Regions from separate parts of the Mus musculus genome. Here regions 1 and 3 are each linked to region 2. The links are chromatin loops, found by intact Hi-C in ENCODE. Cell type or tissue: heart. All regions are shown on one strand.

Region 1 (8,000 bases), 1.3 Mb before region 2:
GCCAGTGCTACATAGCAAGACTCTGTCTCAAAACAAGAGGGCTGGGGTAAAGCTCACTGGTAAAGGGCTTTGTTAGCATGCTCAAGTCTCTGGGTTGCATTGTTAATACAGCAAAAGAAAAACGGAAGGAAAGAAAGGAAGGGGAACAGGAGAAAAGAAAATACAATCCATTGTTTTAACCCAATTTTGTACTTTGCATTGCAATCAATTGATGGTACCATTCTAAGGAATTCCATCTTGTTTGTCCCATGGTACAGACCCATTTCAAGAAAAGCTTGGATGTACAGTATCACCTCTTTTGGATCTTACAGCCGCACATAACTAGCTCATTCGGTCCTTATATTCTTCTGTGGAGGTGTGTCACTGTTCTATGTTCTGATGAAGGAACTGAGGTTCCGTGCCATGCCCAAAGTGACCTAGTGTATCTGAGTCTTGTGATTTTTTTTTCTGTTTTAGAATGATTTGCCTTTCTCTGAAAAGATTTTTAGGGGCTCAGATATATGGTCTTACCTATTCCTGGTTCAGATTGGGAGATAGGTCTAGAAAGGGCTAACTAAATATGACACAGGAGGAGACACAAAATCAGGACTCATGACAGACAAGAAGTCCCTTCTTCAAGTCTGAACAAGCCTTTCCTCTTTCCCAGCCAGACTCTTACTAGGAACATTTGCAGGAAATCTTGCTTGTGAGTCTCTGATGAGTAGAGCTCCCAGAAGTGACAAAATGGGTCTAAGCTCTGGTTCTGCCCTTTGGGTAGGTCACTGTGATCTTGAAGCACCCCTCTTCCCCTTTTAAGATAGGATCTTCTGTAGTTTAGGCTGGCCTCAAACTAGCAATTGCCCCTTGGTGTAATTGGGGGATAACCTTCAGCCCCTAGTCCTCCTGCCTCTATCTCCCAAGTGCTGGGAATACAATCGTGTACCATCCCTTTCCAGTTTAAATGTAGGCAGGGTTTTACCTTGGATCCCTGGATGGCCTGGAACTTAGAGATGTGCCTGCCTCTGACTCCTGACTGCTGGGATTATAGGCATGTAACCCCTACACTGGGCCCTAGTTTAAAATTTTGACCACATAATATGGCTCAATTACTGGAAGACTTGACAGAGCCAAAGCTTACTACGGAAATAACTTTGTAAACGCTCAGATTGCCTAGATGATAGATCGCGGTAACCGCTCAGCAGTTCTTAGAAGTATAGTCCTCAAAGTGCAGGTATTTTGGAACCTCAGACGACGCTCCACCTCCATCACTGCTTCGTCCCGCCCCCTACCCCGCGAAGTCCCGCCCCAAGCCGGCCCCAGGTTCCTAGGTCACCAAGGGGGCGCCAGAGATAAGGACAGCTTTCTGGTAGAAACAGACGACGCTCTAGGTGATAGCGGTGCTCCTCTGTGGTCATCGGCGACGGCGCTCTAGGCGGCGGGAGTGAGGGGCGGGCTTTCGGTGGTGCGGCCGGCTGGCAGCTATGGCGGCCGTCCGCGGCCTGCGAGTGTCTGTGAAGGCGGAGGCCCCCGCTGGGCCGGCTTTGGGGCTTCCGTCGCCCGAGGTGGAGTCCGGTTTGGAGCGTGGCGAGCCGGAGCCCATGGAAGTGGAAGAAGGCGAGCTGGAAATCGTGCCGGTGCGGCGCTCCCTAAAGGAACTGCTCCCGGTACGGGCGAGAGGGGCGGGGGCTGAGGAGGTCGCCGGGCGGGTGTCCCTGGAGAGTCAGGGAAGGTGGCGGACGGCGGCACTGGCGCAAGTCCGGGAACGCGGGAAAGGGGCGCGAGCGCCGAAAGGCGGGGGCCGCGCATGACCCGGAGAGCGCCAGAGAGAAAGGACGCCGGGGCGCCCGGAAATGGGTGCAGAGAGCGCTGGAGAGGCGGGGGATCTCGGAGAGAGTTGGGGACACCCCTCTCGCTGCCCCTCGGTGGCCCCGAACGGAATCAGCTGTGTTTGGTTGGAGATAAAAAGGAGCCGCGGGCGGGAACAGAACCTGAATCAGCCCTCAAAGAAAGTGTTAGGTGCCGCCGGCATCCAGGTCTCCTGGTGGGTCCTCCTTCCCCGGCCGAGTTGGTGTCACTTAAACCAGCTCTCTTCGCTTGGGAGGGCTAGACCTGTCAAACAGCAGACACTCGTGTGTTGGTATTGTGGATGAGGGTCCTCACGTCCCCGCACCTTCACTGCGTCTACTCTCGGTGGTCCCAGCTTCTGACACACAGTGACATTTGATCTTTCTTTAACCACAGTGGGTCTGAGGAGTGTTTTGCCTGTGGTTTGGTAGTCACATGCCCCTTCTTAAAGCTGGTCTGAGGCCTGGATAGCTCGGTTTTCACATACAACGTGAACTCCCTGCGCCCCCTCCTTTAATTACATGATAGCAGCTTGGTTTTACATTTGAAGTTATGAGTGAAGGCTAAGGTAGTGATGACAAATGACAATACCTTTGGTGACAACATCTATAGGTTATAGTGGATAGTGTATAGGTCAGGTGTTATCCATTCAGTCAGTTTAACATGTTTATATCACACACCTCTCTGTGTGCTGGTGTAATCCTAGGTGCTTAAGAGCGAACTCCCTCTTGGTGTTGCCCTAGTAGGGGAGACAAGTAAATAGTTCCCTTTTGTATTAAGTGCTACAAAAACAAACACACACACACACACACACACACACACACACACACACACACACCCTGTTAATAGGATAAAAAGCACAGTGGCCAGGAGGGATGTGAAGCAGTTGGTGTGTGTTGGGATGCACAGGAAAGTCCCTTGAGATAGTTAGATTCAACTTGAACCCCAAATGACAAAAAGGGGCCGACCATGTCAGTTGGAAGGGAGTAATTCCTAGCGGGGAGGACAGCAAGCTCAGAAGTCTTAGAGATGGAAACAGGATTGTTTTGTTGGAGAAATGTTGGATTGTCTTAAGCACGAGAACAGAAGTCAGAAAGACAGGTATTGTGGAGGAAAGCAAGGCCTGGAGATTGAATGCAGAGTCCAGGGTATCAGCTGCAGTCCTGAGACTTTAGTTCTGTTTTTATCCCCTCCTTTCTTCATTGTATTAGCCTGTATTTTTCCCAGAGATCCAGGACCTGAAGCATTCTCCTGGAGGCATTTGCGCCACCTAGTGGCCTTTCGTGGGAAATGTGTCCAGTCTGGTTTGGGGAGTTATGTGACTATCTCATTTTTGACATTTTTTTCACAAAAGACTTTAGATTTTCATTTATATAGATACCCTGAGTTGACAGAATTACTTAATGTTATGAACAGGCTCCTGCCTGGCGTCTGGAAGCCTCTCTGTGGAGCCTCAGAGATAGACTTCCTCCTAACAAGAGTTGTTAAAATGGAGAAGAGTTGCTGAAAAGAATGACTTCCAAAAGGGCCAGTTGCCAGGTTGCCTTTTCTGTGGATTTTTCTGTCAGAGTTTGTCATCTTTCCTCTTCTGTTAGGACACAAGCAGAAGATATGAAAACAAGGCTGGCAGCTTCATCACTGGGATCGATGTCACCTCCAAGGTGAGACAGACTGGGCTATTGTTTGATCAGCAGATGGAGTTAATGAACTTGGTCTTTACCATTTACATTCACACAGCAGTAAATATCTTGCCTCATTTATTCTTTTACTGCTGATATATATCTCATCTATATATGATATGTATCTCATAGTATCACATATCTACATCTGTCTACCCAAGGATGTCCTTCTGTATCCAGAAGACATTCAGGCAGCGTTTGTGTGTGCTCGTCTCCATGAAAAGATAATCACTGTCCTTAGTTGCCTGTGCTCAATCCTTTCCAAGAAAGAGTTTGCACTGGGAATGCTTATTTTAATATTTATTTATTACTTAACATTTACTTATGTTTGATGGGGAGCGGGTGTTTGTGTGAAAGTGTGTGTGTGCTGTAACACTCCTGTGAAGTCAGAGGACACCGTCAGGTGTTGGTTCTCACCTCTCATCTTTTTTTGTTTTGTTTTGTTTTTTCCGAGACAGGGTTTCTCTGTGTGGCCCTGGCTGTCCTGGAACTCACTTTGTAGACCAGTCTGGCCTGGAACTCAGAAATCCTCTGCCTCCCAAGTGCTGGGATTAAAGGCGTGCACCACTACCACCTGGGTTTTTTTTTTTTTTTTTTTGTTTTGTTTTGTTTTGTTTTGTTTTCATCTTTTTTAATTTGTTTTATTTTATTTGAGGCAAGATCTCTCTGCATAGCCTTGGCTGTCCTGGAACTCACTATGTAGATCAGGCTGAACTTGAACCCACAGAGATCCGCCTGCCTCTGCACTTCAGGTGCTAGGATCAAAGGCATATGCCACTGCATCTGGCTTCTTTTTTTGTTGGTAGTAGTATTACGAAAATTATTTTCAAGTTTGTGTGTGAGTGATTTGCCTGCATGTATGTCAGTGTACCACGTTGAGAACGCGTGTGTGAGGCGCTCAGGAGTGGGCTTCAGTTCCCTTACGACTGGAGCTTCAGATAGTTGTGAGTTGTCCTGTGGGTACTGAGAACCAGGCCTGGAGCTCTGCAACAACAGCCAGTGGCTTTATCTGCTCGGCTGTCTCTCCGTCCCCTCCTGCCTTGAGTTTGAGGTATTCTCTCATCTCTGCCTCCTGTCTCCTGTCCTGCTATACGAGTGTAGAGTCACAGCTATGTGCCAGTGTCTGGCTTTTACATGGGGATCCAGATTCAGGTTGTCAGGTTTACATGGCAAGCACAAGCACAGCCACAGTCACGCCACGTCCCTGGCCTTGGGGCTGCTTACTTGGATGTCATTCGCACGCTTTAAAAACTGTTAACAGCACCCAGCATGTAACTGAGCCCTTAACGCATATCTATGGAAACACTGGCTGTCAACCTAGAAGAATAGGGTTTTCTAGTTGTCTGCCTGTCTAACCTTTGAGGGCCATACCAACTGAGTTATTCCCAGCATCTGACAATATTGTCTTTTGCTAAGTGATTGCTATTACCATTGTATCACCTCCATTATAATACCTCAGAGTGAAGCTTCTTAATTTCCATGTGATAAATTGTCAGTACATTGCTTTATTTCAGTTCAGACTTTTTTTTTCTTAAAGATTTATTTATTTTATGCATATGAGTACTCTGTCGACACACCAGAAGAGGGCATCAGATCCCATTACAGATGGCTAGAAGCCACCATGTGGTTGCTGGGAATTGAGCTCAGGACCTCTGGAAGAGCAGTCAGTGCCATCTCTCCAGCCCCAGACCTTTTCTTTCTTCCTGATTTAAATGTGTACTGTTCAGTTTGAAACAGATTTTTCAATTTCAGTTATATTTTTTATTTTATATATGTGTATCAGTGTTTTGCCTGCATATATTAGGTGCACCATGTGCATGCCTGGTGCCCATGGAGGTTAGAAGAGGGCATCAGATCTTCTGGACCTGGAGTTACAGACAACTGTGAGCTACACCATGTGCGTGCTGGGAACTGAACTGTCGTCCTCTGTAAGAGCCCTAAGTGCTTTTAACTGCTGAGCCATCTCTCCAGACCCAATTTATGATGTAAACAATAGTATATATTTATATATTGGATCTTTAAAAACAATAAATATAAGTATGCCATACATGGCTTTTTATAGTTTCTCCTTCTCCGTTTGTGTCAGATACTTAAAGGCCAAAAGAAAGAGCCGAGCATCTTCTAGTGGAGAAAATAGTACAAAGTGAATGTTCTCAGTTTCACTTGAGAAGAAGACTTCTTTCAACTTGGTATTATTTTCTAATATGTGAAACAGATACTGGGGAAAAGAATTTGGCTAGGAGCCGGGCGGTGGTGGCGCACACCTTTAATCCCAGCACTTGGGAGGCAGAGGCAGGCAAATTTCTGAGTTCAAGGCCAGCCTGTTCTACAGAGTGAGTTCCAGGATAGCCAGGGCTACACAGAGAAATCCTGTCTTGAAAAACCAAAAAAAAAAAAAAAAAAAAAAGAATTTGGCTAGGAGATTTACTGGCTCAGTCAGTAAAGTGCTTGCTGTGGAAGCATAAGAATTGAGCTCAGATCCCTAGCACCCATGGGTTTTTTGCTTGTTTGTTTGTTTTTTTAATTCAGAGCAGTGTGTTTGTATCTGTAATCGCAGCATTAAGAAAGACCTGCTCCCCCATCCTCAAATGCACACATCTGTTCCTACCTATACACTAAGCACATACACACAAATTGAAGAGAGTAGATTGTTGTTTGTGCTAGGAAGACTTCAGTGGGGGAAAAAAATGAGCCTAACCATTAGGAAATAATAGAAGCATGCTGCTTCCTCATGCCCTCAAGCTGGTTTTAGTCAGGCCTTCAGTTGCAGTTACTGAAGGGCCCTTGAGAGCCATCAGAAAATCATAATTGGACCTGAATTTATTTTCACCTTTGGAAGAAATTTACAAAGTTTTTCCAGCAGTGTTGGTGTCTTTGTCACTTACAAAGGAAAACAGGCAATTCCATGCACATAAGGCTGGAATAGAGGAGACTATTTTTGCTCTGGTGTTATTTTTAAATGGGGGTGTGGCTTTTAGGGAGTGGACCATTCAGGCATACATAATGTGGAAGAGCATAATAGGTGTGATTACCATGCCCACAGACAATGTAAAGTGATAATGGTAGTTGTGGGGTTCCTGGAAATAGCACTGGATCAGATCTGCCCTTAGCTTGAGGAGATATTTTCTGCAAACCTTCTTCCGTTTTTTTGTATCTTCATTTCTGCACTAGGAAAATTGAGAAGGTTAGGTTATTTGTTTTAACTTCTTGGTGTGATTGTTGGTGATACATGAAATATCAGAAAACTTTATAAACAAGTATTCACTGACTTCTTGACTTCCTACTATGTTCTGGGTACAGTCATAGGTTTTGATAGAATGGAAATGATTTCAGCAGGGTTACTGTATGCTATGCATGTCCAGTTTTCTGCAAAACACATTCAAGGTTGCTTATTGTGATTTATTTGAAGGTTGCAGCATGTTTATGATTTAACTTTCCTCGTCCTCCCTTTCCCTATTTGCCTCTTTTTTAATTTTCTAGGAAGCAATTGAAAAGAAAGAACAGCGAGCCAAGCGCTTCCACTTTCGAGCAGAAGTAAATCTTGCCCAGAGAAATGTAGCCTTGGACCGAGACATGATGAAGAAAGGTACAGTGTGTTTGGGGGAGATTTTTCATCCTGGTTCAAGAGTGACTTTCCCTGCCGTTGTTTCACGATCTTTCTGGCTTTGTCCTGTATGTCCGGTCGTCATCCAAATACCCAAGAGGAAGGGGTTCTAACATCACCTTTGTAAATGTGAGACGCTGTCAGATAGTTCTCGGTTAGAGCTAGAAGAGTGGAACAGAAGACAGGGTCAGGGAGGCTGTGTCAGAGGGGAGCCGTGCATCCTTACCTCGGAACCTGCTCCTCTGCTTTCATCCTAGTGATGTTAGTTAGCTGTTCCTTGCCTTTAAGAAGAGTGGACGGGCTTCACTCTGAAGCTTTCTTTTAGGGCACTTGGAGCTCTTTTGGAGCAGCTGGGATTTTTATTGGTAATAATGCATGGTACATGCAGGCCTCTCAGTACTTATTCTCAAAGAGACCTAAATCAACTGTAGCCTATTTTATTAAGGTATTTTTCTCCCTAGAACTTATAGCAAGGCAGTTGATAGTGGTGGGCTTTTTTTCTTTCTTTGTGGTGCTAGGTGTAACTCTGAGACTCACTCATGCTAATCAAGTCAAGTCACCACATCCCAGCCCAATTACTACTTTTCTGTTTGCTTGCTTGAGGCAGCGTCTCATGGAGCTCAGACTGATTTCAAACTGAAGATGATTTTAAACTCATGGTCTTCCTGCTTCTACCTCCCAAGTTCTAAGATTCTAGGGGTGCACCATGACTCTCTAGCAAAGCAGTTTTTAAAAGGAGCGCTCAATAGAGTGAGCCTACAGCCTACATCCTTCTCACTGCCTTCTTCTGTAAGTCCATGAACACCCCGACAGTCCTCTCTGTGCATTTGTAAATATTGGTGTTTATGAAGGGCTCAGGAGGCAGCCTTCTGACTGCGTGTTGAAGCTCTGGT
Region 2 (8,000 bases):
GTAAATGGGTAAATGAGCAAAGAAATACTCAAATATGTATGTATTTTTTTCCAAGCAACTAGAAACTGGAAGAGTAGCTATGTTTACATCAGACAAGTAGGTCAAACAAAAAGTCAAACACTATAAAAAGAGACAATAAAGGCCTCTTAAATGATAAAGAGATGACTTTACTAAAAGACATACAGCTGTAAATATCTGTGCACATATCAGAGATCTAAATGCATAAATCAATTGTTAAATGACTTGAAGGAGAGAGATTGTAACCATCAGAGTCCCTGAACACCCCACTCTTAGCAATTAGAAAACATCAGAAGATGAACCCTGGCCTTCCTGTTAGCCACTTTGCTTGTCTCAATGACAAAACAGAATACCTGACAGAAAAAAAAAAACTCCAAGGAGGGAGGATCTATTTTGACAGTTTTGGGGCTCTTAGACCACCATGGCAGGGGAGGCAGGCAGCTGGGGCAGCTCCAACCAAGACAGTGAGAGCACAGGGTGTTCACATCAGGACACAGTGAGAGCCCAGGTTAGCCCAAGGAGGACACCTTCTTCAAGGCCTGTCCTAGCCATACTGCAGTCCCACTCTTTGGGGGACTTTCCATTACTTTCCAAAATGGCATCATGAGCTACTGGCCAGATATTCAAACATACGCCTGTGAGGACCATTTTACATTCAAACCACACAGATTGACATTTCACTTTAGGCTAAATGGATCTAGATCTATCCAAAGCTGTCTATCCATGGACAGCAGAATGTATATTGCTCTAGAGCTTGGTTCCCGTTTGTGTGAACTCACCCTGGCTAACTCGGTCTCTTTTGTTCTTCTAAAAGGAAACACCTGAGATTGAGCACTTTATTTTAAAGAAAAAAGAAGAGAAGAGGAGAGGAGAGGAGAGGAGAGGAGAGGAGAGGAGAGGAGAGGAGAGGAGAGGAGAGGAGAGGAGAGGAGAGAAGAGAAGAGAAGAGAAAAGTGCAAGGCTGAAGAGATGTGGGTCAGTGGTTAAGACTATTTGATATTTTTCCCAAGGACCAGAGTTTGGTTACTAACACTCACAGTGAGCTGCCTATAACCATCCATAGACCCAGGAGATCCTGTGCCCTCTTCTGGCTTCCATTGGCACCTGTGCACACATGGTGTACATTCACACACACACACACCCACACACACACACACACACATTTAAAAATGAAAATAAATCTTTTTAAATACAGAAGTCATTTCTCACAGTCTGGAAGCTGGAAAATCAAAGACATTGTAGGGGCCAGTCCCTCAGAGTCAGTACAAAACACACCCAGACACCAAGTTCCCTGCACCAAGGAGATTTATTTCCTAGGAAGGATGGGGGTGAGGGTGCTAACTCTACATGGTACAAACGAAGTAAGCAGGTGTGTCTACAGGAGTGATGTTTAAGAAGAAAGGGGGAAGTCTGAGCAAGGATGAGTTAGTAAGTCCTCATTGGCCAGGTTAGCCATTATAGCCAAGTAATGAATTTTGATTGGTGGACCTGGGTGTTTAGTTTCAGGAATGACTTTGGAGTCTAGCTTTGGGAATCTGATTAGCAAGGGAGAGAAAGGAGAGAAGGTAAAACCTGCCAGCTCCCATTCTTGCCATGCTCCTGCCTGTTGAAGACCCACTCAATGCCAATTACTGAACTGGGTTTCCTTGCTTCCAAGATTCTGCCTTACGCATCTGTGCTGGCTGGTTTTGTTTATCAACTTGACACAAGCTGGAGTTATCACAGAGAAAGGAGTTTCAGGTGAGCAAATGCCTCCATGAGATCCAGCTGTAAGGCATTTTCTCAATTAGTGATCAAGGGTGGGGGGCCTCCTTTGATGATGAACAGCAATGTGGAAAGTGTAAACTGAATAAACCCTTTCCTCCCCAACTTGCTTCTTGGTCGTGATGTTTTGTGCAGGAATAGAAACCCCAACTAAGACAGCATCCTCCAAAGGGAAGAAATGCTGTGACCACATACTGCAGATGTGTGAACAGGAGAGCTCTCTGCTACATAAAGATTCTTTTATATGGGTCTTAAGCTCATTCACAAGAATTCTTGTTACCTGATCCCCTTAGAGGCCCACCTCTTACCACTACACGTTGGCCATTACGTTTAAACACACAACTAGAGGGGAAATACTCAGACCTATCATCAACCCAACAGGGAGGTATTAGGATGTTCTAGGTGAGGTTAATTACACATTATACATTACAGATCACACGTTATTACACATTATGAACTACACATTATAGCCCCACCTTGTTTAGTCACCAGATGTGGGGTATCCTGGGAAAGGAGTGGTCTTTGGGAAAAAAAGGGCTCTGAAACCAAGGCAAACCCTTAAGGAAAGGACCCCCAGCGGCTGTCCACTGACCATTCTTGCCGCAGCTGCACAGGGAGTCCAATGTGTTGGACTGTTGCTACTGTTGTTCTCTTGGGGTGCGGGAATTAATTTGGTTTTGAACAGAGTCTCACTATGTATGCCAGGCTGATTTCAAAGTCATGATCCTCCTGCTTCCGCCTCCCGCGTGCTGAAAGTACAGGTGTGCACCACCACAAGTAGCTAGAAAGTCCTGAAGTGAAAACTGTCTTTAAAGGGCATCTCCATTTCCCTGTGGATATGTGTGGGTAAAACTGTCATTAAAACTCTGGGTATACAAAAAACTAATACATCAACTTATCAGTGGCAACCAAGTCTCCTAGAAGATTGTCCACAAATTATGTGTATTATCGTTTCTAATAATGCACATAACATCTAAACATCCATAGATGTTTCTAATGTGCCTGTCTTGCTTTACTTTGTTTTTTCCTTTCTTTCTATGGGTATGGGTAATTTGACGGCACATATGTGCACCACCCAAGTAGAGGCCAGAGGAAGGTGTGAGGTTCAACCTGGAAAAAGCAATCATTGTTATTAACCTCCATAGACCATCTCTTCATCCCAAAATATGCTTGATTTTATTGGATCTAAATCTTGGATACCGGGAGCCTAAGAGGATCTGTCTCAGGCTGGGAGATCTGAATGGACTTCAGTCACCAGCTCTCTTCCTCCCCACCGAGCGCTGTACCCTGGGTCAGGGCACAAAGAGCCCTACTAGGGTCATTTTCCACAGGAGGCGATGTGCTGAGTCCCTCAAACCGACTCCAAGATGAGCTGTTTTCTTGGAACCCTCTGGCTCTCACCCAAATAGCCTTAGTCTCCGCAGTGCCCCCCAAAGTTTCAGAGCGTGGAGGACCTCGGATCATCAGAGGAACAGACCAAAGAGATAAACACACCCTGAAGGACAGCCTAGCGCAGAAGCAGTGGACAGAAAAACCGGGAGCTCGCTGACCAGACTGGAGTTCGCATCCTCCAGTTCTACAGTCTTCGTGCTCCATCTAGCGGCGGCTTCTGGAATCGCGTGCGTTTTAAATAAAATTCCGCGGCTGTAATCCAAGATTCCAGAAGGAAGTGCATAAAGGCTGCAGATCCTCTTCTGCTCGACCCTACCCCACCTCACCCTACCCCCCAGTCTCTGACTCTCCCTAAAATTAAGTCATTCTTCCCCACAATGACCAGCTGGTGCCGGCTCCCAGCAATCTGCATTCTCATTCGCAAAAGCATTTGATACAAGGATGTAAAATGAAATCCAAGATGATTAATTCTAGGATTACGTTGGGGAAATAATATATAAACACGACGACCTATCAGTCCTTAGACCACCAAAGTCATTTGATGAAACAGCACTCACTAGTGATTGGAAAAACAAAAATCTCTGTAGTCGAGGAATTAAAATAATAAAAGCTTTAAAAAACAATCAGCACCCCTCCACTGCACCAACTCCTGCCTCCAGGTTTCTGCCTTGGTTGAGTTCCTGTCTCGGCTTCCTTCAGTGATGAACTACCGTGTGAAAGTGTAAGCTAAATAAACCCTTCCTCCCCAACTTGATTTTGGTCATAGCATAGAAACATAGGTCGTTGTGTTTCTTCATAGCAATAGCAGCCCTAAGACATCTTTATCCCCAAGATGTTATAATCCCAAAAAGTAGCCACATTTACTATTAGAAACATTAAAATGATTGTGCAAACTGTCTTTCTATGGGCGATTATGACAATGGGAGAAAGATGTCCCTCCAGATTCATTTGCATGTCCATTATAATTATGGTTATTATTTATTTGAAACTTGCAGAATTGTAAAATGACTCCGAGAGAATCCGAATCAGAGAACCCAGGAAGGTGTGTCCAAGACAATGCAGTTTTCATTGAAGAACAAATTATTCTCCTTCTCATGTCACTTGAATAAAATATCCTTCCATCCCTCAAGGCATTGTTAGCTGATTTTTCTATTTCCTGTAGCTGGACATAGTCTTCACAGATTCAACAGATAGTTTTGAATACACAAGAGTTTTCTTCTAATTTTCATAGAGAATAGAAAGAGCCAGGTGTCCACAACAGGCAGAGGGAGTATTTCCAACATAAAGACTAAACTAACAGCCCCCTTACTTACAAATTACACACAGGCACACACCCACCACCACCACCACCAGGAAGGAAGGAAGGAAGAAAGAAAGAAAGAAAGAAAGAAAGAAAGAAAGAAAGAAAGAAAGAAAGAAAGAAAGAAAGAGGGAGGGAGGGAGGGAGGGAGGGAGGAAGGAAGGAAGGAAGGAAGGAAGGAAGAAAGAAAGAAAGAAAGAAAGAAAGAAAGAAAGAAAGAAAGAAAGAAAGAAAGGAAGAAAGAGATTTATGACAACAGGAAATGGAGATGCGTAGGAAAAGAAATGCCTGAACATAGAAAAAAAATGTTCAGACACATTCATGAGTTTTATAAAATGTAAATTAAAACTGTGATAAAAATACTTCTCAGGCAAAGACTGGCAAGTTTATTGAAGGTGGGATAAATAAGGTATTTTCATACCCTGTGAAGAGATGTATTCATATAGCCACCTGGAAGGACAGTTCGGCAAAAGAAAGCAGTCGAAATACATATACATTTTATCACAATACTACTACTTCCAGGCATTGATCCGACAGGTGTGCTTGCCTACATATGCAAAACCATTTACAGAGAAATAGTATTTCAGAGGCACTACTTGTAGTCACAAAGGGTTGAGAGGGAAATAGTTAAATAGCCACATATGCATCTATGAAATGGAACATCATCCAATTATTTCAAATAATGAGGCACAGCTATAATCACTCCCGGCATCAGGAAGCTGAGGTAGGAGGATTGCCACGAGTTCTAAGCCAGCTTAGGCCACACAGCGAGTTCCAGGACAGTCTGGGCTACTCTGCAGAATCCTGCCTTAACTAAGTTGGAAAATGAACAAAACAGCCAGGTTTCAAGTCAGCAAGAAGGCTGTGGTTGGGCAATGGTAGCGTGTTTGTTGTCCTGGCTAGTTTTACATCGACTTGACACAAGCTAGAGTCATTTAAAAAGGAGGAAAACCTCAGTTGAGAAAAATGCCTCCATAAGACCCAGCTGCAGAGCATTGTCTTAATTAGTGGTTGCTGGCAGGGTTGGGGGGGGGGGGGGCAGCCCATTGTGGATGGGGCCATCCCTGAGCTGGTGATCCTAGGTACTGTATGAAAGCAGGCCGAGCAAGCCAGGAAGAGCAAACCAGTAAGCAGCATCCCTCCATGGCCTCTACACCAGCTCCTGCCTCCAGGCTCCTGCCCTGTTAGAGTTCCTGTCCTGACTTTGATGATGAACAACAGTATGAAAGTGTAAACCAAATGAACCTTTCTTCCCCAATTTGCATTTTGGTCATGGTATTTCATCACAGTAGAAACCCAAACTGGTATTTTACAATTTCAATATTATTTCAACAGCTTTAGTGATGTTTCTACCCGCTAAACATCCAGATATGTTTTTAGGTTATCAATATAATTCAGGTTCCCACTAACACTCTATAATTAAGAAGCAAAAATCTACAAACTCCAATTAGAAATGTGTTCACAATGGCTCTTTAGCTGCCCCCTCATCCATTGGGTGATTTGTGGCTACTCTGTGTCCTAACCACTGGCTGGGAACGATTGATGCAGTGAGAGATGCTCACCCACTGTTGTTGGGCCAACCAAACTCAGTCTGATGAGACTTAGTCTAGAACCAAGTACTGTCTGCGCTGTTCTCTTAAAGATAAGAACTGTGGACTATGAGTTAACAAAAACAGTGTGAGTGTGTGTGTGTGTATGTGTGAGTGTGTGTGTGAGTGTGTGGGTGTGGGTGTGAGTGTGTGGGTGAGTGGGTGGGGGTGGGTGGGGGTGTGAGTGGGGGGGGGTGAGTGGGTGTGAGTGGGTGAGTGTGTGTGTGAGTGTGTGTGTGTGAGTGTGTGTGTGAGTGTTTGTGTGTGTGAGTGTGGGGGTGGGGGTGGGGGTGTGAGTGTGTGTGGGGGTGGGGGGAGTGTGAGTGGGTGTGAATGGGTGAGTGTGTGTATGAGTGTGTGTGTGTGTGTGTGAGAGAGAGAGAGAGAGAGTGTGTGTGTGAGTGTGTGTGTGTGACTGTGTGGGTGGGTGTGTGGGTGGGTTTGTGAGTGTGTGTGGGTGTGGGTGTGTGAGTATCTGTGTATGTGTGTGTGTATGTGTGGTGTGGTTGCATGTGTGCATGCGCACATGCATGTATGTGCTCAGATGCATTCACCAATGCCTGTATATGAAGTTCATCTTTCTCTATTGGTCTCCCCCTTCTTGAGATGGGGTCTCTCACTAGACCTTGGTACGGCACTTTGGCCATGCTGGTTGCAGTCCTCTCTGTCCCCTGGTGTTACCCTTGGCTATTTATGATGGTGCTGAGGATCCTAACTCGAGTACTCATATTTTAACAGCAATCATTTTACCCACTGAGCCAGCTCCCCAGTCAAAAAGGCTTCTTCAGAGAGACGTTAAGAAGCTGGTCTACCAGCCTAGACCCCATTACAAGAGAAAACCCCCATAGCAACTTGAAGGGTGATGGTTTAATATAAAGAATTATTAACTATAAACTTTAAAGACTGTCAGAACTGGCAACACAGCCGCTATCCCTAGAGTGGAAGAGATTTCCCTGGAAGAGCTGTCCCACCCAAGGACTGGTCCAGCTCTGCCTGGCTCTGCTCCTGGAGGGTAAACCTCCATGATCCACAGCAGCAGAGCTTACTAGGCATCTGTCTCTCTCCTCAGGGAGCTGTCTCACTGGGAGAAATGCACCTCCAGACCACTGGGAATGTGGAGACAAGGAGGGATTAGAGGATAAGCCAAGGGTCAGAGAGGGCTGCTAACCACTGTGCAGTCCATGAACTTTGCACTGGAGGGGCTGTGTGCAGGCCAGACTGGCCCTAAAGAAGGTTCTCTGTAGTAGGAGCCAGCCCTCAAGATGCAGAGAGTGCTACAGGAACCTATCACAGAAGCCCCTAAAAGTTTCTCTAAGTAGCACAGCAGATAGGGAAAAGACCTTTCAGCAGGCCCTCACTTGCACCTGGCTTAGAACACAGCCAACGGATCTGAACCCATTTTCACCATCTAGACAGTAAAGAGGGCATTTATCACTGAGGCTGATGTAGCTGGACTCAGGACTAGAACGAAGCTAATAGACGATTACATAGTTACTGTGTCTGAAAAAGCTTTCTAGCTGTCACAAGCCCATTTTAATAAATCCAACAATTCGGCTCAAACAAAACAAAGGAACAGAGGAAAACTGAAAGCAGAAGCAAGATGAGGACAAGAGGGATGCCACTTCTGTCCTTTCAATGCAAAGAGACACCTGCATCTTGTTAATAAATGCCCCTTTAAAGACTTAAATTAGTTTGAGCTAGTTTTGATCCCTATCACAAAACCATCCTACTAAATACTAGCTGTTAATAATGACGTCCTCAAATTAAAGTCTTAATAACAATAACACAAGTACACACACACACACAAATACACATACTCACACATAGATGCATGCACACACATATACACACACTTGCACATGCATACATGCAACATACACATACATACAAATGCCTGTGTATATACATATACACATATACACATACTCTCACATACA
Region 3 (8,000 bases), 1.1 Mb before region 2:
TGTCCCTTCAGTGCACACTTCTTCCTGGAGATAGAAGGATTTGAGCCCAACCCCACGGTCACCAAGACCTCTCCACCCATCTTCTCCAAGCCGATGGACTCCAACATCCGGCAGTGGTGAGTACTGGCTGCTGGCCCGAACACATGGCTGGGCCTGGTGGTGGCACGGTAGCACTGTCCATTTCTAAATTTGTCTTACTCTTGTCCCTCTTCTCCATCTCCAGCCTCTCTGGCAACTGTGATGACATGGACTCTCCCCAGTCTCCTCAGGATGATGTGACAGAGACCCCATCCAATCCCAACAGTCCGAGGTAAGTGTGCCCCTTCCCCTTATCTCACTAATCACAGAAGGGGTGGGGCATCACAGGGTGGACTGCACAGGAAAGAAAAAGAAGCCATCATCTCTGGAGAGTTGGGACAAACACCTGGAGTCCCAGGCCATGGTTGTGGCATGTGACATTTTGTAGAGCAGAGTGAAAGATCAGAAAATTATAAAATGATTTCTGTTCATTATAAAACATTCAAACAATACACAAAGAATAAGGACTTCAGCATAAACTACACAATTGTGTACATTTAAAATCCATTTACAAAAAAAAATTTATTTACACAGAACATTTTTGCAAGAACACATACAAGTGAAAGGAGACACATCTGCATTATAGTAATAATGGAGTGTGGGGGCAGGAGGCATAGATGGAAATGTTCAGATATGGAGATGAAAGGGAACATTCTCTTCCCTTAGTTCCATATTTCAAAGTAATGGCTACAATAGACATACATCCTTTTTTTGTTTTGTTTTGTTTTTTTTTTGTTTTGTTTTTCAAGACAGGGTTTCTCTATATAGCCCTGGCTGTCCTGGAACTCACTTTGTAGACCAGGCTGGCCTCAAATTCAGAAATCCTCCTGCCTCTGCCTCCCAAGTGCTGGGATTAAAGGCGTGCGCCACCACGCCCGGCTAGACAAATCCTTTTTGATCATCCCCATGTGTATGCAGGTGTATTCTGATCAAAGTGATTACATATGGATTGGAAGAGGAGCTTGACCAAACACAGAACACAAACATGGGCATCGGCAAAGATGTAGGAGGCATAGGAGTTGGAGCAGTGGCCCGGAAACTAGTAGCTCTGGTGGTGGAGAGGAAGAGAGTAGGAGTGGGAGGCGAATGCAGGATGAATTCACAATGCCTTCTGGTCTTAGCGCAAACCTGGCCAAGGAAGAACAGAGGCAGAAGAAGAAGCGACTGAAGAAGCGCATCTTCGCGGCTGTGTCCGAGGGCTGCGTGGAGGAGCTGCGGGAACTCCTACAGGATCTGCAGGACCTCTGCAGGAGGCGCCGCGGCCTGGATGTGCCTGGTCAGTGCCCGACCCTGGCATAAAGTGCAGGCCCCAGGGACCATGGTTGGGTTGGCTTGAACCCTGCTCCATCTCTTGTGGGGCTGGAGCATGAGGCACCTTGGATATTGGGATAGCAATCTTGTGCTTGACTTAGAGGACCACGGGGAGTCATGGATGGGTTTAGGCAGTAAGAGGGCGTGGTCTGGCTACTGTGTGGAGTAAATCTGGAGAGGGTTGTTGTTCTAAAGTGTTGGGACTCTGAAGCAGGCCTGGGGACTGGGGGAGGGGGGTGTTCCTCGGGCATTGACGGGAATTAAAGGCTTTGGGAGTCCATAGCTGTTGGGGGATCAAGGGGAGAAGAAGGTTGACGGGGAGGTGCCGAGATGCACTTTTAGACCACGAGGAGGGATATGATGGGGCACCAACATGGGCAGCTCGGCTTCAGGTGACATTGTCTTTCTGCCAGATGGTAGCGAGCCTTGAATAGCAAGCCAGGAAGGGAGCTGGAGGAGGACTGGGGAGAGGAAAAAAAGAGGATCTGGTAGCACAGGGTTGGGAGCCCCCAGTGCAGGGTAGCGGGCATGCTTCCAAGGTGTGAGGCTGCAGCTTCCACTGTTCCGTCCGTCCTTCCTGCCCCGCCTTTATCCTTGACTGTCTGCAGACTTCCGTCTGTCCTTCCTCCCCCGCCTTTATCCTTGACTGTCTGTAGACTTCCTCATGCACAAGCTGACAGCCTCAGACACCGGGAAGACCTGCCTGATGAAGGCTTTGCTCAACATCAATCCCAACACCAAAGAGATCGTGCGGATTCTGCTTGCCTTCGCTGAGGAGAACGACATCCTGGACAGGTTCATCAACGCTGAGTACACGGAAGAGGCCTATGAAGGTACCTGAAGGCAGAGGCAACCTAAGGGCAAGGGGAAGAGGTTGGGATTTCCCAAGGTGGGTGTGGCTACAGATACAGCCCATCTTGCCTCACAGAGGCACTTTGGCTATGGAGAAGTCAAATATGTAGCAGGCACCCATCTTAGCCTTTCTTTTCCCTGTAAATAATGCTGAGCGTGGGTGAACAAGTCAGGAAACCTTGATGCTTGTAAAAAGACGACTTTATATGGAATGTGCCAGGAACAGAAGTAAAGATGATGTAATGTGACAGAAAGTGACTGGGGTGAGCAACTGTACAGTGGTGGGCTTGACCAAAGCTTACCTGATGGGAAGGATTCAGAGCAGGGTCAGGGTCAGAGCCCCAAGATGGGCCAGGGCTTGTTGGATTTGACACTAGGAAGATGGCACGGCCTGGGGGTGTTATTCAATTGAGGAGAGCTTCCCTAGCATGTGCAAGACACTGTTAGATTCTCAAGAACCACAAAGCAAAGAAGCGAACAAAGAAGGAAGCAGAAGCCTGGAGATGAGGCTGGAGAGCTGGGTAGGGGGCCAGCAAAGCCAGCAGTCAGCCCTGCAGTCATGAATGATAGAAGCGGTCCCATTTCAGTCTGGTTTTGTGGAGCCAGGGAATATAATTTAATACCTTGTTTCCCTGACCAGGAAACACACTATGAACTGTTAACGGGCTATGCCCTGAGTCTCTGGAGTCAGTACACAGCTTGTCACAGTTACTAGGAGTGATTAGCTCATGATCAGCTGTCTTGCTGACATGCCAGGAGGTGTAAACACCTCAACTTTTCTGGGTGGGGGAGGGGCTCAGATAGGGGTCTTTAACCCTCCTCATGGGTAAAGCAATCTTGATTTATTATTTGAACTCTACATACTTTCACAAGGGAAAGTCATGGCACTATGGAGGAGGGGCGGGAACCCCGGGGAGGAATTGCTGTGATTGATGGCTGAACGAAAAGAGTGAAAGTGAGCCACATCCTGTTCTCAGTCTGTCACTTGAGAGCAGACACCAGTCCTGCGGAGGTTCAGACAAGTGTCTGAGGCTTACTTGTCCTGCCTCCCCCCACCCCTTCTGTGCTTTTCTTTCTTTTTGTTTATAGTTCAGGATCCTATGGCACAAGATCCCTTCAATTTTGGGGTGGCGGTCCTGGGAAGTGCTTGGACCATGGAGCTATATCCCCACCTCTTCTTAAAAACATTTGAGCTACAGTCTCACTAAGTTATTCAGGTTGGCCTTGAACTCACTTCACAGCCCAGATAGTCTTGATCTTCCTGCCCCTGTCTGCTGAATAACTGGGCCAATAGACCTGCCTAGTGAAATCCTTTTGAGGGCAAGTTTGGAGTTTGTTGCTCATGGTCGATTTCCCCCATGGAGAGGTTGAACACATTTTTGATAGAGTTAATGTACTAACCTTATTTGTCCCTGTAGTAAGGCTTTTCTGTCCTGGCCACACATCCTCCTTTTCAGCCTTCCCTAGCCTCTTTACCAAGCCCTTGCTGTTGCTTTTGCAGCAGGTCATGGGTACCCCTGCTCTGGTTTTCTCTGTTGCGGGGTGCAGCTCATTCCTGCTTTCCCAGAATTCAACTGGTATCAACAGGGTATCCCCATACATGGTATCTACACCCTTAGTATTTTCAGTCAGCTACTGCCACCTGGAGTCAAGGGGACTCCAAGATCAGCTTTAGGTTGTCCTAGGTCCTTGAGCACCCATGCCGGCTATTTACAGGGCAGACAGCGCTGAACATCGCCATCGAGCGGCGCCAGGGAGACATCACAGCAGTGCTTATAGCAGCGGGTGCTGACGTCAATGCTCACGCCAAGGGGGTCTTCTTCAACCCCAAATACCAGCATGAAGGCTTCTATTTTGGTAGGTGATGCCGCAGGAGCGGAAGATGGGGGAGAGAGGAGGAGGAGGGGCTTTCTGTCCTGTGCTCTGCTGCGACCAGCCCTACCACACAGGGGTGCTACAACACAGAGTCTCCTCCGTGCGCGCATGTGCATTACGACTGGGTTGGTGCTGAGTCAGGTGGAGGAGCCTGCCTGACAGTACTACCTGGTAGCAGTAGGGCTCACACCTGCAGAGAGAATAAAGACGTGTGTGTGTGTGTGTGTGTGTGTGTGTGTGTGTGTGTGTGTGTGTGACATCTGGACAGACTGGCAGAGTGAAGGGGGAGAATCCCTGACAGCGCAGCAATCCAAACCCAGTTTTGTTGTGTGTGTTAGAAAGATGTCCTTACAGGGGGAGCTTCTGTGTAAGCCTGAGGTTCCAGAACCTCCAGAACTTTGTGGTCAAACAAAAGGACAGACTCTGTAATGTCCTTCCTTCAAACCTGGTTTATTTACTGTTTCATTTCTCTCTCTCTCTCTCTCTCTCTCTCTCTCTCTCTCTGTGTGTGTGTGTGTGTGTGTGCGCGTGTGCATGTATGTGTGTATGTGTTCATGTACATGTATGTGTGTATGTTTTGGTGGGAGGTTAGAATTGGCACAAACATCTTTCCCCCTCTTCTGACAATGTTTACATTGCCTTTACAAATTCTTTGGGTTAAAAAAAAATGTGTACTTTAGGTATAGTGAAATCCACCCATTTTAGTGTACAGTTTTGTTACTTTTATGCCACCACCATCCCAGTCAGGATGGGTGGTTGGAAGCCCCACTGGGCCTGACTGTCACTGCTCTGTGTCTCTCTGTCTCTCTTGTGTATGTACGGTTTATACGTGAGGTGTATGTGAATGTGGGCACAGAGGACAGAGGGGACACTGGTGTTCCCTGCATTACTTTTCATCCTTTTCCCTTGAGTCAAAATGTGGTGGAACTAGGTGGGTGGCCAGTAAGCCCCAGAGACTTTGTCTCTGCACCTGTGCCAACCATGCCCAGCTCTCTACATGGGTGCTGGGGATTTGAACCCAGCTCCTCATGCTTGCACAGCAAGCAGTCTTACCCACTGAGCCATCTTCCCCACCTTTGGGTTTTTAGTCAGCAGGACCAGATGAGTCTGGGAATCTTTGAGGACAGCTTCTTGCTCGGTCAGTCATGTGTCCTCATTGCCCAGCCTAGGACCTAATTAAAGCCAGAGTTGGGAAACATTTGCTGGGTGGAATAAAGAGAGGGCACAGGTGGGAGTAAAAAGAGGGAGAAGAACCCAGAGTTTTGTCTGGGTGGGTGGAAGGGTTTATAAATCTAAATAGGGCATTGAGAGTGAGTCACCAAGAAGGTGGGATCTGAGCGAAGACTGGGAATGGTCAGCGCGGAGCAGCTGCAGGAAGCATAGCAGTGTATGCAAAGGCCCAGAGCTTAGAGAATGTCTCTTGTTGGAGTAAGGAGGCCATTGTGACAGGAGAGGTGTGAGCATGGGTGAGAGGATGAGAGAGAGGGCTTTGTGCAGGGTGCTGGGTAAGTGGGGGACCTAGAGGAGATGTTCTGCTCCTCTGCTGAGCAGAGTGTTGGAAAGTCAGTGGGGAGCAGGGAGCACAGGTGGCTATGGTGTAAACCCACTTCAGTCTTCACTGAGCAAAGGGGAGGTGGTCAGGGAGCCTCAGGGGTCAGTGCCGCTGTGATGGCCAGCATCTGGGCCTCTGGGACTGCGGCCTGGAGGATATTGCTTTTGGCCTATGAGAGGACTGAGCTCAGTCACTCCCCTCCCCCCAGGCGAGACACCCCTGGCTTTGGCAGCGTGTACTAACCAGCCTGAGATTGTGCAGCTGCTGATGGAGAATGAGCAGACAGACATCACTTCCCAGGATTCCCGGGGAAACAACATCCTGCACGCGCTGGTGACAGTGGCTGAGGACTTCAAGACTCAGAATGACTTCGTTAAGCGCATGTATGACATGATCCTGCTGAGGAGTGGCAACTGGGAGCTGGAGACCATGCGCAACAACGATGGGCTCACACCACTGCAGCTGGCTGCCAAGATGGGCAAGGCTGAGGTGGGGCCCCGCAGCAGATGTGGGGGCTGGGGAAACGTGGTGCACTTCTGAGGAGCCCACAGGGCTCCAGCCTCAACTCTGGGAAGGCTGCAGCTTAGGTCTGGAAGTGCAGTGGTGGCTCAGTGAAATCCAGCACGTGGGCCACCCCAAGACATCAATCCTGCACCCCTGAGTTCATGCTCTCTTCCTGGGACTTCCTAGGTGGGGCCAGACTGGGAAATCCCTGAGGCCAAGGTGATGCAATATCTCAGGTGCTTTGTGGTTGAGCATTCCTGAGTGGTGACACTCAACCACAGGCTGTGTGTTTGTCCTTCAGGCTTGCTTCTTGGGGGGAGGGCTGGGGAGGGGGCAGTGGTTCCAGAATGGCTACTCTGGGTCCACAGCCAATGGGCTTCTCCCTGGCAAATAGGAGGATCTTAGTCTGTTGGTCAGGCTTCTTCTCCAGCACAGTGTGGCTATATGGGCCCCTTTGCCTGTGTGATGTGGTCAAAGAACTCCAGGCTGATCTGAGCACCTTGGGAAGACCTAGGCTGGGACAGGCTGATGTGTTTCTCTGTGGCTGGAGCTGTGGTCTGGCTGATATAAGATTTCTTCTCAGGAAATGGATCTTGGGAGGGGAGTGTGGCTTCTGGGAGACTGTGGAAGAACACTGGATAGTTAGCATCTATTGAGCAATTCCAGCTGTGTATCCTTGTACCTCTCCTAGTCAGCTGCCCTGAGGTCAGGCCAGGCCTGGAGCCCACAAGGGACCTTTTTATTCCCTTGTAGAGGGTGGGGGTGGAGAGGGATGAAGAACAGCTTTAACAAAGGGAGAATTGTATGTCTGACCCCCCTCTCCTGCCACCCAGGGTCATAGCTTGTAGGGGTTCTGAGAAAAGTCAGAGGGTATTTGTGGGTCTAGTTTCTTCCATGAGCCTTTTCCTGCATGTCATTCTCTCCTCCTTGCCATCCCAGCCCAGGCAAGATTCGCTTTACAGGAGGCATGGCCCTGGGACCCCTTATGCCCTAGGGAAAAGTACTCTCGTCAAGGTTGGTCTAAGGAAGGTACCCACCCAGGGAGGTTCCTGAGTCCTCTCCTTTATTCAGTGTCTTGTAGAAAACTTTCCTGGATGTCACCCAAGGTGGCTGCCATACTGGGAGTAGAGAACTCAGCCATGACCAAGCAACAGGTCTGCCCTTGGGGCTCTTACTCACTGGGATGCAGGATCTGTAAGCCTGGACTGTGGTGGGAGACACAGTGGGGCTGTGTGAGAGTCACACACTGATGCTGTCCTCCCAACAGATCTCTCCTGTTGGGTTTTGGGTCCATGCTCCTGGATGCTGTATCCCAGTCTCGGGTGATTGATGAGTTAGCTTTCAGGAAGTGGAAAGATAGAGGGCAGTGGCTCTCCTGTACAGGGGACTCTTACAGAGAGCTTCATGAAACACTTCCCACGTTTTTCCCTGCATCTGGAGATTTAGTAGTTGGTTGTGTATTTTGAAACCTTCCCCAGGGACCCTAACATACAGCAGAGTTTGAGGTCCACTGACTTACAAGAGTGGGCTTCATGGTTCTCTTTGCAAAGGCTGGTGCCTGATGTCACAGCTTGTTCAGCCAGAGTGACCAGCCTGGCTGTAAAGTCTAGACTGAGGGTGGAATGGAGGAGCAGAGAAACAGAGAGCTTCAAGTCCAGGCCTCATGGAAATCACTTCTAAAAATGGTCAATTCTTGGATCCATTACTGAACTGGATCTCAGCTGGTTTTGGGGCCCACTAGCTGATGGTTTGGCTCTCTGCAGCATGCTAAAGGGCTCTCATATCTGTGAGAAGGCAAGAACTGTGAACTTCACCCCCATTTTTACAG

What was found. Peaks named below come from ENCODE experiments on the same cell type or tissue, not always from the same donor. Only the 100,000 strongest peaks of a DNase experiment are listed, where the experiment ranks them.
Region 1: a loop joins it to region 2, with 4 times the contacts of the local background. A loop is called at or near these places in 2 of 42 quality-filtered maps.
Region 3: a loop joins it to region 2, with 2.9 times the contacts of the local background. A loop is called at or near these places in 8 of 42 quality-filtered maps.

The regions. Positions count from the first base shown.
Region 1 is chr11:73,046,440-73,054,439 of GRCm38, forward strand. It overlaps Ncbp3 (nuclear cap binding subunit 3), which reads left to right and starts at 1,428. Exons shown (of 13, transcript NM_025818.3): 1 at 1,428-1,643; 2 at 3,420-3,485; 3 at 6,984-7,089. The coding sequence starts at 1,461. In heart, CTCF peaks have their summits at 1,321 and 3,098 (motif pointing left); DNase peaks (open chromatin) are centred at 1,382 and 3,092; H3K4me3 peaks cover 2,233 bases; H3K27ac peaks cover 1,449 bases.
Region 2 is chr11:74,368,508-74,376,507 of GRCm38, forward strand. No RefSeq gene overlaps it. Among named protein-coding and RNA genes, the nearest start is that of Olfr412, 7.8 kb to the left of the region's middle. In heart, a CTCF peak has its summit at 3,386; no DNase peak of the experiment used is centred here; H3K27me3 peaks cover 1,204 bases.
Region 3 is chr11:73,277,717-73,285,716 of GRCm38, forward strand. It overlaps Trpv3 (transient receptor potential cation channel, subfamily V, member 3), which reads left to right. Exons shown (of 18, transcript NM_145099.3): 3 at 12-116; 4 at 224-310; 5 at 1,200-1,354; 6 at 2,046-2,222; 7 at 3,958-4,098; 8 at 5,877-6,157. Among named protein-coding and RNA genes, the nearest start is that of Trpv3, 14 kb to the left of the region's middle. In heart, a CTCF peak has its summit at 3,979; DNase peaks (open chromatin) are centred at 4,075, 5,935 and 6,875; H3K4me3 peaks cover 854 bases; H3K27ac peaks cover 384 bases.